Regions from separate parts of the Homo sapiens genome. Here region 1 is linked to region 2. Evidence: chromatin loops called from intact Hi-C (ENCODE). Cell type or tissue: endothelial cell of umbilical vein. All regions are shown on one strand.

Region 1 (8,000 bases), 160 kb after region 2:
ACACCTTTAAAGCAATAGGAGCAGATGAAATCACCCAGAGAGTAAGGTCAGACAGAGAAGAGGAGATGTCTGAGCATTTTTCTGTTTCTATTTCTAAAATTCCATCTAGTTTTTAAGAAAATAACCTTCAGGGAGCCATTATCATGTACTTAGAGACTCCTCCATCTGGTATAAGACTTCTACCACACTGGCACAACCCAAGTCCCCAACCTTATGTCTCCTTCCTCCTTACTTGTTAAAGTATGCTCCAAACAGATATCACTGACCATTTCCTGAATCTTACCTTACACTTCCCTGCCTTTACACCATTATATGTCTTATTTTATTCACCAGGACAGGTCACCCAAATTTTGGCCTATGAGATACCACCATTCTCCCAAGGCCCAGTTGAAATCCTATGTCCATGATGGAGTGACTCCTATTCTAGCATAACCAAATCTGACCTCCTGCTCTTTCTTAGTAACCACTCTATTCATTTGTACCCATGGCAGATGCAGTTTAGATTACTTGGCACTCACCCTAGCCCTCTTCTGAGCTACTTTTTTGTACTGAAGAAGCTGGAAGACTAAAAAACTCCTTCTCACCTATAGGGTTTCCACCTATGATCTAGGTTCCTTGAGTGAGCGCTGGGGCTCACATCAGACTTGGAAGGCAGAAGTGGCCACTGTAAAGTAACATCTACACTCAGGGAATTTGGATATTATGGCAGAGGAATTTTATTCTCTGGAGGCATTGGGTAGAGTCCCTAGGGTCTTACTTAGGTGTTGCATGGGGGACAGTAGAGGCCACAACAGTGTGGTTTCACTAAATGGTTTTGCAGTCTTCTTGCGCATTTCTTCTGGCTGTGCAGCACCCAACCTGGTTTCCCTGGTCTGTCTAGAAATTCTGTAAGTGACTTAATATTCTTTCATAACCCCTTTACTACTCAAAGTCAATAGATTAGATTCTGATATTTGCAATTAAACCTCCTGACCGATAAAATACCTTTCTTAAATATAGTATAGCATCTTGCTTTGCTGTATAACATGTTTTACTGCATTTTTATTATTTTCTCTACTAGGTTGTATAATAACTCTTTTTAAGATAGGCAATAACTGTATCAAACTCCCCCCCTTGTGTACAGTACAGCACCTAACTGTGTGTGAGGAGTCCCAGCAAAGTCACAGAAATGCTGCAAAGTACTTTAACACAGTGACATCTGTTGAACACTGAACAAACTACTACTATTGGCTCATTTGGACCTATCTACTTAATAAAGGGTATTGTTTACTCACATTGTAAAAAAATCACTGTGCCCTCAGTAATCAAGAAAATTTCATACAACACCTCTGTTCTAGATGCGTAATACAAATATACGTGCGTCTCATCTGTACTTAGATGAGACTCGGGAAGTACAGTCCTTTGGAGTTCAGGAATAAAGGGAAACTTGGCCCATATGGATACCAGTTAAGGCAGGGAGGACTGAAAAATAGGACTTTATTTGGACTTAAACTAGGTAGCATCCCAAATGTGATTTTTAAATTTTGATTGAAAATTATGGGAAATGCCCCAATGCCCACAGAGGCCACGCAGAGGATCTGTACATCACTGACTGTGCATCACTAACACTCTTATAGTAGCTCTTCTGAAGTCTCCTTGTAAGCTTCCTCTTTATTTCTTATGCCTCTACATTGCAGCATTCTATTGGCTAAAATGAAGCAAATGAACCCACGAGGAGGTCAAATATAGGCAGACAGCCTAGCTAAGGCTATGATGGAGATGAAAGGCTGTATTCTGATTGTTGGCATGCCAGCTTATATCTTCTGCCAAATTATATTTATACAGCTGAGAGGAGTATGTTAGTTTCGTGTTCCTTCCACCCAGGAGTCAGAGCCATTTTCTCAAGAGAAGGATCCTAAATGGAATGCATATGTTTTACAATACCCAAATGAGCTTCCCATCCTCAGATCCTTGAGCCCCTAAATACCACTGCTTCAGCTAAGCTGGTAGGCTCCTTTCTGGCCAGAACTCTGATTAGAATCCAAATTTTACATGATTGTACTTCAGAATCAGATTTGAACCATGTTGGGGTTTTGTAGTGTGTGAATTCAACTCATCATGGTTACTGAGGTTTAGGATTCATCTGAAAGAGCTAGAGTTAGTGTGAGGAGACATTTTATCAGACAGTTTTCAACTCTGCCAAGTTTTCCCAAGAGCTCAGAAACTGTGGTCCAAACCTGGGACCTCTTCCACCAAAAGCAGCAATTAGGCAGCTGAAACTCAACCCACCAAGTCAACTTGGATTTGCCTCATGGAAATGTGAGTCAGCATTCTCTGGGGAGCAGTAGCCAGGCCTGTGGGCCACTGTATATAGACAGAGAATGTAAGGCATTGACAAGCAAGTTCCATTTTACAGAAAGAAATCAAGTTATAAGCAAGTTGCTCTACGAATCAGAGGTCCATAAAGAGAAGAATATGGCTGCTCTTAAAGCAATCGTTACAGAGCTCTCTCTATATATTTTTAAACACTTAATCTAACTTCCATTTAAAACTGAGAATTGTACTTGGGGCCAGAGCTAAAGAGAAGAGACGGTGGTGAGAAACACTGGAAACAGCTTTTTTTTATTATAGTTGGAAAGAAATGAGTGTAATCTTATAGTTGCTCTGTCTTGTCTTCAACTTTTACAGAGCTGTGCAGAGCAGATGATGACTGAGAACACTATAGAAGGTAAACCAAATGCTGTCTTTTTTCCCTTGAGAACCAAAGCAGGGGTTGCTCTGTGAGAGAGAAAACATTCCACTTATAAGCATGCCTCCCTGTGGGAGAGGGAGAACATCAGTGACTCTTTATCAGCTAAGGATGTGGTGAGGACAGAATCCCAAAGAAAAGCAGAAACAAAACATGCAAATGTCTGCTTCAGCAACCTTTTTTGCCAAAGCAGATGTAATATGTGTGTTGGTGATGTTTGCTGCTTTACTAGGGAGGTAGCCTCTCCTTACTTTGAAACACTGAAAGCAGCCTGACCTAAAATCATAAATAAAATATTGGACATGCCCCCAAAGGCCCTGACAGGTGAGTGATGTCAATAACTCAAATGACCTGGCACTTATTTTAATTTGGGGTCATTCTGGCAGGCCCTCATTTTCTCTGCCAAAGAATTACTTATTTGCTAATAGCGGATTGTTTGAGGGTGGAGAGAATTCCAGATGAGGAATCATCAGATACAGGTGGCTCATGTGCACTGTCATTAAGGTAGGATATAGGAAGTTCAGTTCAACTCTTGTCAGTAATGAGACAGGACAGAATGAAAATGTTTTCTAAGATCATTTCCAATGTGAACAATTTCTGATGTTAAGACTTTATGAATTTACTCCCTCGGTTTTTATCCAACTGACCCAGCCTCTTTCCAACTATCCTCTCACTTCTCATCATTGTTCCTTCCTCCAGCACACACAGCCATGCACTATGCTCTGTTTATTCTTGTTTAAAGGCCAAGTCAAACTGTGATATATGCCCATAAGTAATTCATCTCATTGCCAACTGAGCTGAAGAGGTTTTCCACAAGACCCCAAAACAACTGTCCAATATTGTAAACTAAATTAAAGATGTCAAGGGAATGAACAAATCACTTAAGTGATTGGAAGAACTAACTGATGGATTGATTTGATTAATCATTTAGCGGCAATGGTCCAACCAGCCTCCCTATGCAGGCATCTTGTCTAGAGTGGAAGGATTGGGAGAGGCAGCATGTAGCAGGGTGGGCCCAGCTGTGCATCTCGACTGCACTATTTAGAAGCTGCATGGCCTTGTGAAAGTTTTACAACATCACCTAGCTGCAGTTTTTTCACATGGAAAATGAAGATGATATTACATAACATACAGGGTTGTTTAAACAAACTAATGTGTATCGGGTACCTGGCACAATGCTAACTCATCACCTTTTGTTCTCTTACCTCCCACCAGGCTGAGAATTCCCTCTGCAGCAACCCTGACAAATGAGCATGGAACTTCAGGGAAAATTTCTCCAGAATAGTGAAGCTCATTACCAGAGACCCACCCAGACAGCAAGATGAAGCTTAACAAAAAATAAAGGAATGGCCTCCACTTGGATTCAAAATGAAAACTGCAAAAATTTCAAGATAAAAAGACCTCCATAATGATAAAGAAACAACCTACAGCAAAAACCTTCAGCTGAGCCCATCTTATTTCTGCCACAGAATTTTAGAATTGGGTGTACATGCACCTCAGCAGTATTCTGAGCACCTGAGCAGTATTCTTCCCTTTGATATCTACAGAATTTTTTGGCCAACATGTTTCCAGAAACAGAGAACCATTCACGACTTTCCAATAAAGCTATTCCACATTTAGACAAATATATTCAATGTTAATACTAAAAGCTGCTCCCTATTCCAAATTCTCACATCATGCCTTAACTCTTGTCTTTGGGACAACTTAGACTGTTTATTCCTTAACCACAAACAGTCCACCACATACTTGAGGAAGATTCCCATAGCTACAGAACTCAACTCTTTCCCAAATAAAATTTACCTTCACTTTTCCCGGCAAGACATTGAAATCAATTACTCTTCCCTGGTAGAATGGAACTTCTATGAGTAAATATGGGGCATGCATGTCAAGGAAAAGGTGGATGTTAGCTTAAACAAAGAAGTGAGATCCTGGGAGAAGTTCAACATATTGCAGTATTTACCCTGAAAGACACTCAGTCTTAAATAAAAATAAATCAAATATTTTAATCTTCTTTTAACTCATTCATCCCAATATGACAATGAATTTTCATATATCACTTTAAATTCATGACACACACAAGTCAAATATTGAACACTGATTTTGAGTCATTGCAGGGCACAAAAATTGTGAGCTCTTTCAGACCCAAAATAACACTACACAACCAAATGCCCCCGTAACAATTTTTCTCACAGTTAATTTTAAGTAGTACTCAAAGACCAGTTATAAAGCAGAGAAAACAGCATCTTTTGCTAAGCATTGCCAAGTTAGAATACACAAGAATAGATGCAAAGAATTCCACCAACCTTTGAGGGCTGCAAGGTTGCTGAAAGCCTTTCAGAAAACCCATGGCCTAAATCTACAGCCCAAATGCATTGCCATAGCATACAATAAGTGGCTGTGGCATGATCAGTGAGGAGAGAGAGGACTCTGATCAGTGATTCTGAAGACATCCCAGAGCAGGAAACATGGAGCGTGGGTGGGCACCCACAATCTCCCTGACATAGGAGTCAAGCTGGCTCTATGGATTGAGCCCTGCTTCCCTGCCTGACAACATCTCTGGAAGCAAAGCAGCAAACTTCCATAGGCTTCATGTTCTCCTCAAATACCCATGGTAGCCACCCCATGGTATGAAGAGTGGCAACACGTCTGGTCTAAGTCGGGAAACTGACACCCTCAGTGTCACCATCATTTCAACTCAAGGGGTCCATTCACCTCCTTCCCAGCACATTCTGATAGCCTCTGCAGAGACGGCACCCTCAGACTTCAATTCTTGATCCCTACCACTTTATAACTACAATTTCTTTTGCATTTGTAAAATGCAGATTTAAAACTAGAGAATACATTTCATTTCAAGGAAACCTAGAAAAAACTAAAACAGAAACAAAACCAAAACCATTCTTATGTAATTTACATCTTGTAATACATGCTTCATGATGCGGACACTGTTGTGTTGGATTTTCCTCCTCCTTACTTCTGCTGACCCACTCAGAAGATCTCACTACAGAGCTTTCTAGAAGAGCAAAAACAAGTATACACCACCTAAAATGACACATTTTAATCAGGAAATATAATCTTTTCCCTCTCACTTTTCCCCCTACCTATAGACCATAGGAAGCTTCCCATGTCTCAGAGTGAACATAATGTTCAGAATCTCAGCCGAAAGAAAAATCATACTTCTATTCCTGAAAATAATGCTTTAAAATATCCAACATTAGGTAACCAAATATCTATTGAGCATCTCTTATGTACCAGGCATTGTTCCAAGTGCTGGGGATACAGGGAACAGAACAAAGAAAAATGTGTATGTGGGATAATAATTACTAAGGAAGAGGGGGAGTGGGATAGGAAGTGCTAGGGAGAGTAAGATTGACCTGCATCAGTGAGGAAAGACCTGATAGAGGTGAGGGATTTGTCCAAGCAGGGAAGGACATTTGAAGCAGAGGGAACAGCAAGTGCAAAGGGTTTGAGGCCACAAGGTGTCTGGAGGCTCAAGGAACAAGGTGGAGGATGTGGCTGTAGCTGAGGAAGAAGATGGGGAAGAGAGGGAGCCAGATCCTGTGAGGCTTGTGGTTCAACAGGAGGAATTTTGGCTTCTACACTCAGTGAGATGCAAAGCCATGGCAGGGTTGTAAGCAGAAGCGCAGCATGAACAGACTTCTCTTTCAACAGGATCACGCTAACTACTTTGTGGAAAATATACTGCAGCTGGGAAATTATGGAAGCTCTGAGATACAAGGCAGCTGAAATGATCTAGAAGGGATGGCGGCTTGAGGCAAGGGAGATCAACTTTTGGGAGGTGTAAAGAAGTGGAATCCTGAATAGGTTTTTGGTTTGTTTCTTTGTTTTTTGTTTTTCTAAGTAGCTTTTGAGGAGGAGTCAACAGATTTCCTGACAGATTAGATGTGGATCCTGAAAAAATGAGAAACTTGAAGGAGAACTCCAAGACTTTTGCCCTGGGCAATCAGAAGAATGGAGTTGCCATTAACTAAGATAAGGAATGTTGCAGGAATTTTGGAGTGGAAAGATATCAGGAGTTCAATTTTGCACATATTAAGGGTAAAAATCCATTAAATCTGTATTTTTCCTTGCTCTCTGACACACAAGTTAATCTCTCTTTCTTACACACACACGCGCGCACACACACACACACACAGTTTTCTATAATTTTCTACCACCCAGACTTAAGCTTTGAGAGCCCCTTGATTCCTGGAAAAAAAAAAATCACTCCCCTGCTGAATGAATCAAGCTGTTCCAACCTCTGCCTGTTACCTAGTTCCAAAGTCGCTTCCACATTTTTGGGTATCTTTTCAGCAGCACTCCATACCTAATACCAATTTCTTGTATTAGTCCATTTTCATGCTGCTGATAAAGACATACCCAAGACTGGGAAGAAAAATAGGTTTAATTGGACTTACAGTTCCACATGGCTGGGGAGGCCTCAGCATCATGTGGGAGGCAAAAGGCACTTCTTACTTGGTGGCAGCAAGAGAAATGAGGAAGATGCAAAAGTAGAAACCGCTGAGAAAACCATCAGATCTCGTGAGACTTATTCACTACCTTGAGAAGAGTAGCGGGGAAATGATTCAAATTATCTCCCACCAGGTCCCTCCCACCACATGTGGGAATTATGGGAGTGCAATTCAAGATGAGATTTGGGTTGGGACACAGAGCCAAACTATATCATGCTCCCCCTCACTTCCTCTTCCCTGGGCCTGACTGCAGAACTTCCACTCTTCATCTACAATTCAGTCCAAGCAGCACTTCCTCTCTCAACCTAGGCAGAACTGTCCCTCTCACCCTGCTATTCCTATCATAACTTCACATCCTTTTCTGACTGTGCATCATATTCTTAGGTTACATCCTATCTCCTCTACTGTCTCGAGCTCCTTGAAAGGAAGATCTGGCGGCAATATTGGTTTTTGTATCCCAGTGCCAGCCATATAGTAAGTTCTCCTAAAATGTGTGTTGAATGAATAGTTGATTAGGTCTGTAAAGAAAGAATTGGATTATAAACAATATTCTCCTACGATAATAGCTGATGATTCCCTACCAATAAGTTTTATTAATATGCATTTTGTAGACTGTCTCCATCCCTTCCATTTGTGATGCTGCCATAGGTTTCAGGGAATCACAAATAGTCCAGAGTTGATGGTCAGCAGTTTATCATTTTCCCTAAGGGGGCTCATCTGGCTTTCAGAGGTTTGACACCCAAATTGTTCGTCCACTAGTAATAGAATAATAAGGAACTAGGAAATGTTCTGTTGAGTGTTAA
Region 2 (8,000 bases):
CAATGAATGCTCAGCAAATGCTATTACCGATCTGTTCCCTTACTATATTTGCAGGACAAAGAAAAAAAATAATAACAATGAGAATACTAGCTTCTACAGGGGGCACTATTTTAAGTTTAATTCTTGGTATAATCCATAATGGAGTCTTTTAGAAAAAATAACTGGGCTACTGTCCTGGCCAAATTCCCATACTTTGTATTCAAGCTAATTACATTCCTCCCCCACTGGATAAATTATTCTTCACTTCCCCCATAAAAACCATCATGTTGTACTTGTGAAACAAAATAGCTTCTGTGTTCTACAACACACGCAAAAAAATGGTGTGTTTCAATCCATAGTGTATTTCTCTGGATGACTAATTTGAAAGCTACATTGGGATCCGTTATAGTAGGATGTGAGTTTAGTTCAGTGATGCTTCTGAATAATGATATTCAGATATTTAATGTCCTATTAAGTGGGACAACGTCACCAGATATGTTCTCCTGGTAACTTGAGACAATTTTTAAAGTATTACCTGGACTGAGATTAGGCAGATGTAAGCCATTGAACTTACTTCTAAGTCATCGTGTCTCTTAGCAAGCCATTTACCTCATCACATTGATTTTATTTTTAATGCCAAAAGTCTGAACATTCGTAAAATGGCTTGCTAAGTATTCTATATTCATCCTGAATTATTAAGAGGTGCACTTTTAAGATAAAGCTGGAGAGAAAAATACTAAGAACTGTTAAGAAATCACTGTCTTTTTCTCTTTGAGTTTAGTGGCACTTAGGTCTAAAATCCCTATCTGACAATTGATTTTGGAGTGTGAATTCATTTCTCGAGATGACAGAACATGGAATGGGTGGGAGTAACTAACCGTTGTGGCAAATGTTCATGAGGGAATAGTACTTAGGGCCTAAGGTATGGCTGAGAGCAGAACTGGCTCCCCTTTGAGAAGTCCTGCTGATGGAGTAAAAGGATGTGGGGAGAGGGCTAACGTTGTGATCTGGGAGAAAGCTCTAGTCCCATGCTACTTTAGGAGCATTTAAACTCTAGTTTCAAGTCCTTTAACTGCTTTTAAGAAATATGCCTAAATCTAAACTATTCTAACTACTTAATTTATTATTATTTTTTTTTTTAGAGGCAGGGTCTGGCTCTGTCTCGCACATTGGAGTGCAGTGGCACGATCACAGCTCACTGCAGCCTCAAACTTTTAGGCTGAAGCTATCTTCTTTGCTTAGCCTCCTGACTAGCTAGGACTACAGGCGTGTGCCATGACACCAGGCTAATTTTTAAATTTTTTGTAGATATAAGGTCTTACTGTGTTGCCAGGCTGGTCTTGAACTCCTGGCCTCAACTGATCCTCCTGCCTTGGCCTCCCAAAGTGCTAGGATTAAGCCACTGCACCTGGCCTAGATTCTTAGTTTTTAAAGACTTCAGGGAAGAGACAATTCTCACCGAGTTACCTTTGGCTACATTGTCCCTGTTTGGAAGGAACCTTGTTATTATCAATGGGCAGTTCATTCCCTGTGCCTCGTTTGTGCAGCCCCGGCATACCAAGTAATATGCTAGTTCTGTGCTCTGTGTAGGTGAAGAATGGTGGTCATCAACCTCTAGTGTATTTGAGGACTTACTAAATTATTGCTCCTAGTTCGAGATGAAGTAACCCAGGCTGTAACTTTTCCTTTCTGCCTTTATTTCCCAAACTTTCATCTGAAATGTTCTTCTCTTTCTAAATCTCCACGGGTGAAGCAAGGTAGACAATTGAGGCAATTACATGTGTCATTCAGACTTAAATGATTATTTGAGACTTGAAGTACTTGAATTATTCAATTAAAAAACAGCTTTCTACCTGACTAATTCTAAAAAATCATCTCAATTATTTGTTTTTTGGTTTGTATCCATTGAGGTGCTATATCATTTTTATTTTTATTTTTAAATTTATTGCCTTAGTTTCTTTGCAAGTATTGGGGGTGGAAACAATACACAACATTAGATTATCATCCCAGTTCTTGCTGTCATTTTGTGTACAAGGTGTAGCCTTTTCTCCAAACTGGAATCAAATGGGTGGAGACTCCAGAATAGATTTTTTACTGTAATATGGGTCTAGTTGGTTTGCTGTGTAATGAAATGTCCACATCGTTTTAGAGTGCTATATTTTATTTCTCAAAATATGTTTCTCTACAGTTAATGAACTATGGATATGGAAGGAAAGTCCCTGTTTTCAATTTCTCCAACAGATTGAAGAGGTTGGCACGTGGTAAATGTTCAATTAATAAGAGACTTACACAAATAAAGAAGGACTTCAGGGTGCCAGCTAAACTGGTCGATTAGCAATTCAGTTAAATAGCCAGTGAGTCAGGAGTGAGTTAAAAGGCCACCTGCTAATTTTTAGAGAAAAACTTGTAGTTAAAAGCAAGAGCTTCATACAGATACTAAAAAGTGAAATCAGAAGCAATGTAAACTATTTGTAACCACAGATAAGATGTGTTGGAGTGGGACCTGTGCTTAAAGCATGGATTGGCCATTTACTAGTCATGTGTTTTAGGACAAGTTTCTTAGCATTTTTAACTCCTCAGTGTCTAAATTTCCTCATCAGCAAAATGAGAACAATAGTAGCCTGTGCAGTGCTATGGTCAGCATGTATTCCTGGAATGTGTATAAAGTGCTTAACATAATGCTCGGAACAAAATAAATAAGAAATAAATACTATTATTTTTATTAAGAAATCCATATCATTAGTTATTACATCCCATGAAAAAGTATATGAGTAGATTACATATACAATCCCTTCCACATACCAAAAAGCAATAAAAGTCTCTCAAAAGCATCTGGGTGGGGCCAGGCATGGTAGCTCACATCTGTAATCCCAACATTATAGGAGGCTGAGGAGGTCAGATTGCTTAAACTCAGGAGTTCAAGACTATCCTGAGCAACATGGAGAAACCCTGTCTCTACAGAAAATACAAAAATTAGCCAGGCATGGTGATGCATGCCTATAGTCCTAGCTACTCCAGAGGCTGATGTGGGGGGATGGCTTGAGCCTAGGAGGCGGAGGTTGCAGTGAGCCAAGATTGGACCACTGCACTCCAGCCTGGGCAACAGAGCAAGACCCTGTCTCAAAAAACAAGCAAGCAAACAAACAAAAAACCCCATGAATGTATAGGGAAAATTGTGCATTGAGTCATTAGCCTTCATTGAAGCCTTCAAGGTGGTACATCAGGAACTTGAAATTTTATTTAAATTTTGTGAGCTTTGCTATACTACCATGCCTCAAAAAAAGGGGGCACAATAGCACCCTACTCAAAGCAAACATCTCTTTCTGGTTTTCATAGTTCTCTCAGTACTGTTATTCTATTTTTTTTGGCTCAAAACTCTCATTTTTGGTGATTTTAGCTCCTTCATTTCATAACCAGTCAGTCATTGTGATCTCATGTCAGGTCCTTCCTTCCTTCCCATATCCACCCCCATAACTGGGGTTTAGATTGCCTATGTTTTGACTACTGCAATAGTGCTTCTGCTTGCAGGTGCAGCTGGAAGCCCTTCTCTTCCTAACCCCTGTCCATGAGGAGTCGTGTCACCTGGTCCCCCGAGATGGGATTGTAGCAGGAGGGCATGTGTTAAGCCCGTTTCAAGAGATACTCTTCTTGCTCTTGCAGCTGCTTGCTCTCATCTCTGAGCTGCCCTTCTCAGGCTGCTCTTGCCTTACCGTGAGAATGGGAGGCTGTGGAAAGTTAAGAATGATGAGACTTCTGACCTTCCCCCCTCTGGTCCTTCTGAATAGCTGGCATGACTCCCAACCTTGCTACAGCACAACCTCGCCATTCCCTGCCTAAGCAGATCCAGAGAGAGTGGCATATTGAGAATTAAAGACATGGACTCTAAAACCAGGAGGTCTGGATCGAAATTCCAGTCTGTTACCAACCCACTGTGTGACCCTACACAGCGTACTGAACCTTGTACCTTAGGTTCTTGATCTGCAAAATGGGCAAAATAATAGTGCCTACCTCATAGGATTATTCAGAAAATTAAACTAGTTAAATATAAGATACTCTAGATACTGCCTGCTATATATAAGAACTCAACAATTATTAGACATTATTACACTGCTCAAACACTCACACCCTCACTGCTGGGTAATATTCCCCACTTTGTCTGTGTTCTTTGTTAGACATTTATTAGATGCTGCCTCAGAGTACTAGTCAATTTAATTGCTTTTAGAAATATTGAACACACCCACGATAGAATATTTTCAGTATATTTGACAGGTACAAAGATGAACAATACAAACATCTGGATCTCCATGACCAAACTTTGGAGATGGAATGTTATTAACCCCTAGCAAGACCCTTGAGTGTTGTTCCAAATCTCATCCACTTCCATTCCCATCCCCATAGGTAGCTTCCATCTGGAATTTTGTGTCTATCACTTCATTGAGTTTCTGCAGTTTTGTCATATATAATTTCAATTTTAAATAATAAACCATGTAGTAGGCCATTGAAAGATGGGCTAAAGTGATATGCACAACTTTTAGCCCGGGCCACATAAACCCTCCTATCTAAGCCTCCTCCACTGTGCTCTCTCTATCTCTCTCTCTCCCTCTCTGCCAGTCAGATGGATAAATGTATTGAAGGACTCCGAGGCTCTGTACAATGTCAGAGCTTGGATACAGAAAGAGCCTGTATCACCCCCTGTATCACCCCTAAAGAAAAGCCATCTAGCCAAAAACACTTATCTTAGACTGCTGTAGGAGTGAGAAATAAACTTTTATGTTGTTAGGCCATTTAAATTTTGGAGTTTTTTTTTTTTTTTCTGTGAAAGTTAATATCCCCTGACAAATACACATCTTAGCACCAGGAATTGGGGGCTGCTATCACCAAGAAACTAGAATGTGCAGCATTATCCTAGCAGCCAGTTACTGGGCAATATTAACATTGATATTGGAGGTAGAAGCTAAGATGACCCATATTATACAGTGGTTCACCATTTGTTAAAGCTATTACCTAAGAAAACTTGGAAGACAAACCTTGTGCCTACTTAACTGGTAGCTCTGGAGAAAGTGATTGGAAGATATCAGTGTTCGAAGTATGTTGACTACCATCGGCTGTCTTTGACAAAGTATTGCAATTAATAGATGAGACAAGGACCTGTTTATAAGCAGAAATGAAACACTCAGTCCTAAAATTTGGTGCGCTGAAACATTGGAAAGACCAATTGCTGCTAAATAACCCAACAGTAAGATGTAGAAACAAAAAAGGCTCTGAGAGATAAAGAACCAGTAAAACTTCTTGATTAAACAAAATGACTTAGACTTAGAGAAAAGATCAAATTAAAATGTGGCTTTCCCACCTATTGTTTCAGATAACCATGGATCACTGCCAACATGTTGAAAAATAGAGGCATGGAGTGAGAAAGCTTGGGAATAAATCAGGCTTGAGAATGATCCCTAAGAAAGAACGATGAGTGTCCTTATTTGCATATGGAACTCATTCGAAGCAAATGAACCAAAAACTTACTAAGTTTTTGAAAAGATTAATAACCGAAGAAAGCATGATCCTAGATTAAAAACCAAAACTTTTGACTGTTTGTAACTGAAAACATCTTTGGGCCCCATACTTGTACCAACAGGAATTAGGCTCTAAAATTCAACTTTCTCCAAAGAAAAGGAAAAAATTGTGATTATCCCATTCCTGTTCCCAAGTGAATATTAGGTGAAAGGATAGGTAACTTGTCATTTAAATTGTGGTTCACAGAGCCCTATGGAGAGGACTTCACATCACCCAGAAGTCCTGGACTTGAGCTGGATACAGTAACTCAATGGGACTAGAATTGCCTCCCATGGAAAAAGGGCAAAGTGTTCTACATATCACAGGATGAGCAAAACAAGTGTTTGGTGTCCATAAATGAAAGACAGGCTGTGGCTAGGACTGGCTAAGTGTTCACCACACTCTCTTTTTTCTCCCCTGGGCACAGAGCTGGGCTACATTTTCTAGCTTCCTTTGCAGTGAATGCAGCTGTGTGACTGTAGCCAGTGGAATATGGGCAGAAGAGATGTGTGCCACTCCTAAGTTTGGCCCATAAAATGAACTTCCCTGTTATCCTCTATTGCCTCCTCTTCACCTATCTGATAGCAGATGCAACAAATAGTATCAGTGGACTCAGAGGACCAAAGTGATGGAAGAGTCATGGACGAATGGAGCCTGAGACCTGAATCATTGCTAAAAGATGAACTACTTAGAAATGTTGTTCGATAAAAAACATCCTATTGGACTGTTGCATGAGTAAGAAATAAGCTTTTGTTGTATTAAACTACTGAAATTTTGAAGTTGTTGCAATAGCAAATGGCTACTTCAATTAATTCAAGGGCTATATAGAAAAATTCAGGAAAGGGGGTATTACTATTTCATATGCAATGGTCAGAGAAAGTGTCACTTGCAAATAAGTATTTAAGCAGACACCTGAGAAAATGAGAAAGAAAGCTTGGGGGTATCCGGGAGAAGAGCCTTCCAAGCAGAGGGACCAGCAAGAACAAATGCTATATCTAGTGGACACATGTGCTTGGTGCATTTGAAGAAGAGCAAGGAGGCCATTAGTGAGCTGGGGAAGAGTAGCAGGAAACCAGGTCAGTGAGGGCCCAATAGTGTAGGGACATACAGGACCTTGTAAGGACTTCGGATTTTATTCTGAGCATAGAAGCCATTGAGGTTTGAATTAAGATATTTATTTTAAAAAAATCCCACTAGCCACTGGGGTTAGGGGATTGTGGTGGATAATCAAGGATAGAAGCAGAAAGATCACTTGGGAGGGGGCTGTTTAAATAATCCAGGTGAGAAGCAATGACTGTAGCAGTGGAGGTGGTGGGAAGGGGTTGGATTCTGGATTTACTTGAGAACAAATAGGGTTTGCTGAGGGATTGAATGTTCATTGTAAAACACACATACACACACACACACACACACACACACACACACCGCCACACAAAAAAACAGGCACCAAAATGACCCCAAGATTTTTGGACTGAGCAACTAAAAGGATGTAGTTGTCATTACTGACATGAGAAGACTGGAAGTGGAGCAAATTCTTGGAGAAAATCAGGAGTTGGTTGTGGACACATTCAGACTGATGCTTGCCTCCTCAGCCTCATCACCACCAACTTATTCTTCTCTGTTTTCTCCATCCATCTTGGTTTTTCTCACCATCTGAGAACTTCTTCCCTCCTACTACCCTTTCCTAGTTAATTCCTGCCCCTCAATTCAGATATCAACTAAGAAAACTGTTGCTTTCTCCAGGGAATAATTCTTCCTTTATCCTTGGTTGGGATTAGGTCTCCTTGCTGAGTTCTGCCCATCACAGCTTCATCTTAATTCCTTGTTTTGTCATTTTCTTCACTGAACTGTGAGCACTGTGAAGGCAGGAGTCCCTTTTGTCTTCATGTTCATCATCATGACTCCAGCTTCTAACACAGAGCTTGGTATGTGCTAGGTGCTCAAAAAATGTTTGCTGAAAAAACGAGTGAATAAATGAATGAATGTATGAATGAATAAGCACACTATGTCCCCTTCAAGAGACTTCTTCCAGAGAAATTCTGGTAAAATCTTAACTTTAAGCATGCTTAAACTACTGAGCAAGCAGCTTTTCCGGAGCGATTAATATTTATCTGACATTAAAAACTTTGTAACTCAAATATTTCACTTTTTTTTTTTTCTGGAGACAGTGTCTCACTGTGTTGCCCAGGCTGGAGTGCAGTGGCACAATCATAGTTCACTGCAGCGTTGACCTCCTGGTCTCAAGAGATCCTCTCGCTTTAGCCTCCCAAGTAGCTGGGATTACAGGCACATGTCTGACCATGCCTGGCCAAAAGTTTCACTTTTTACATTAACTACTAAAAACTTTTGGGCAAATACGTGACCCACCAGTAGCCTATGTGGAGGTCCTTATGATATACATTTTAAGCTTTGTTCCTGCTTGTTTTCTGTGTCATTCTTGTTTTTCCTCATTTGTTTGTCTAACTTTATTATAT

What was found. Hi-C counts contacts between places; a loop is a spot of excess contacts. Peaks named below come from ENCODE experiments on the same cell type or tissue, not always from the same donor. Only the 100,000 strongest peaks of a DNase experiment are listed, where the experiment ranks them.
Region 1: it touches region 2 in a loop (2.6-fold over the local background); 3 of 110 quality-filtered maps call a loop at or near these places.

The regions. Positions count from the first base shown.
Region 1 is chr6:125,478,500-125,486,499 of GRCh38, forward strand. No RefSeq gene overlaps it. Among named protein-coding and RNA genes, the nearest start is that of HDDC2, 180 kb to the left of the region's middle. In endothelial cell of umbilical vein, no CTCF peak of the experiment used is centred here; no DNase peak of the experiment used is centred here; H3K27me3 peaks cover 418 bases.
Region 2 is chr6:125,323,316-125,331,315 of GRCh38, forward strand. No RefSeq gene overlaps it. Among named protein-coding and RNA genes, the nearest start is that of HDDC2, 25 kb to the left of the region's middle. In endothelial cell of umbilical vein, no CTCF peak of the experiment used is centred here; no DNase peak of the experiment used is centred here; H3K27me3 peaks cover 1,357 bases.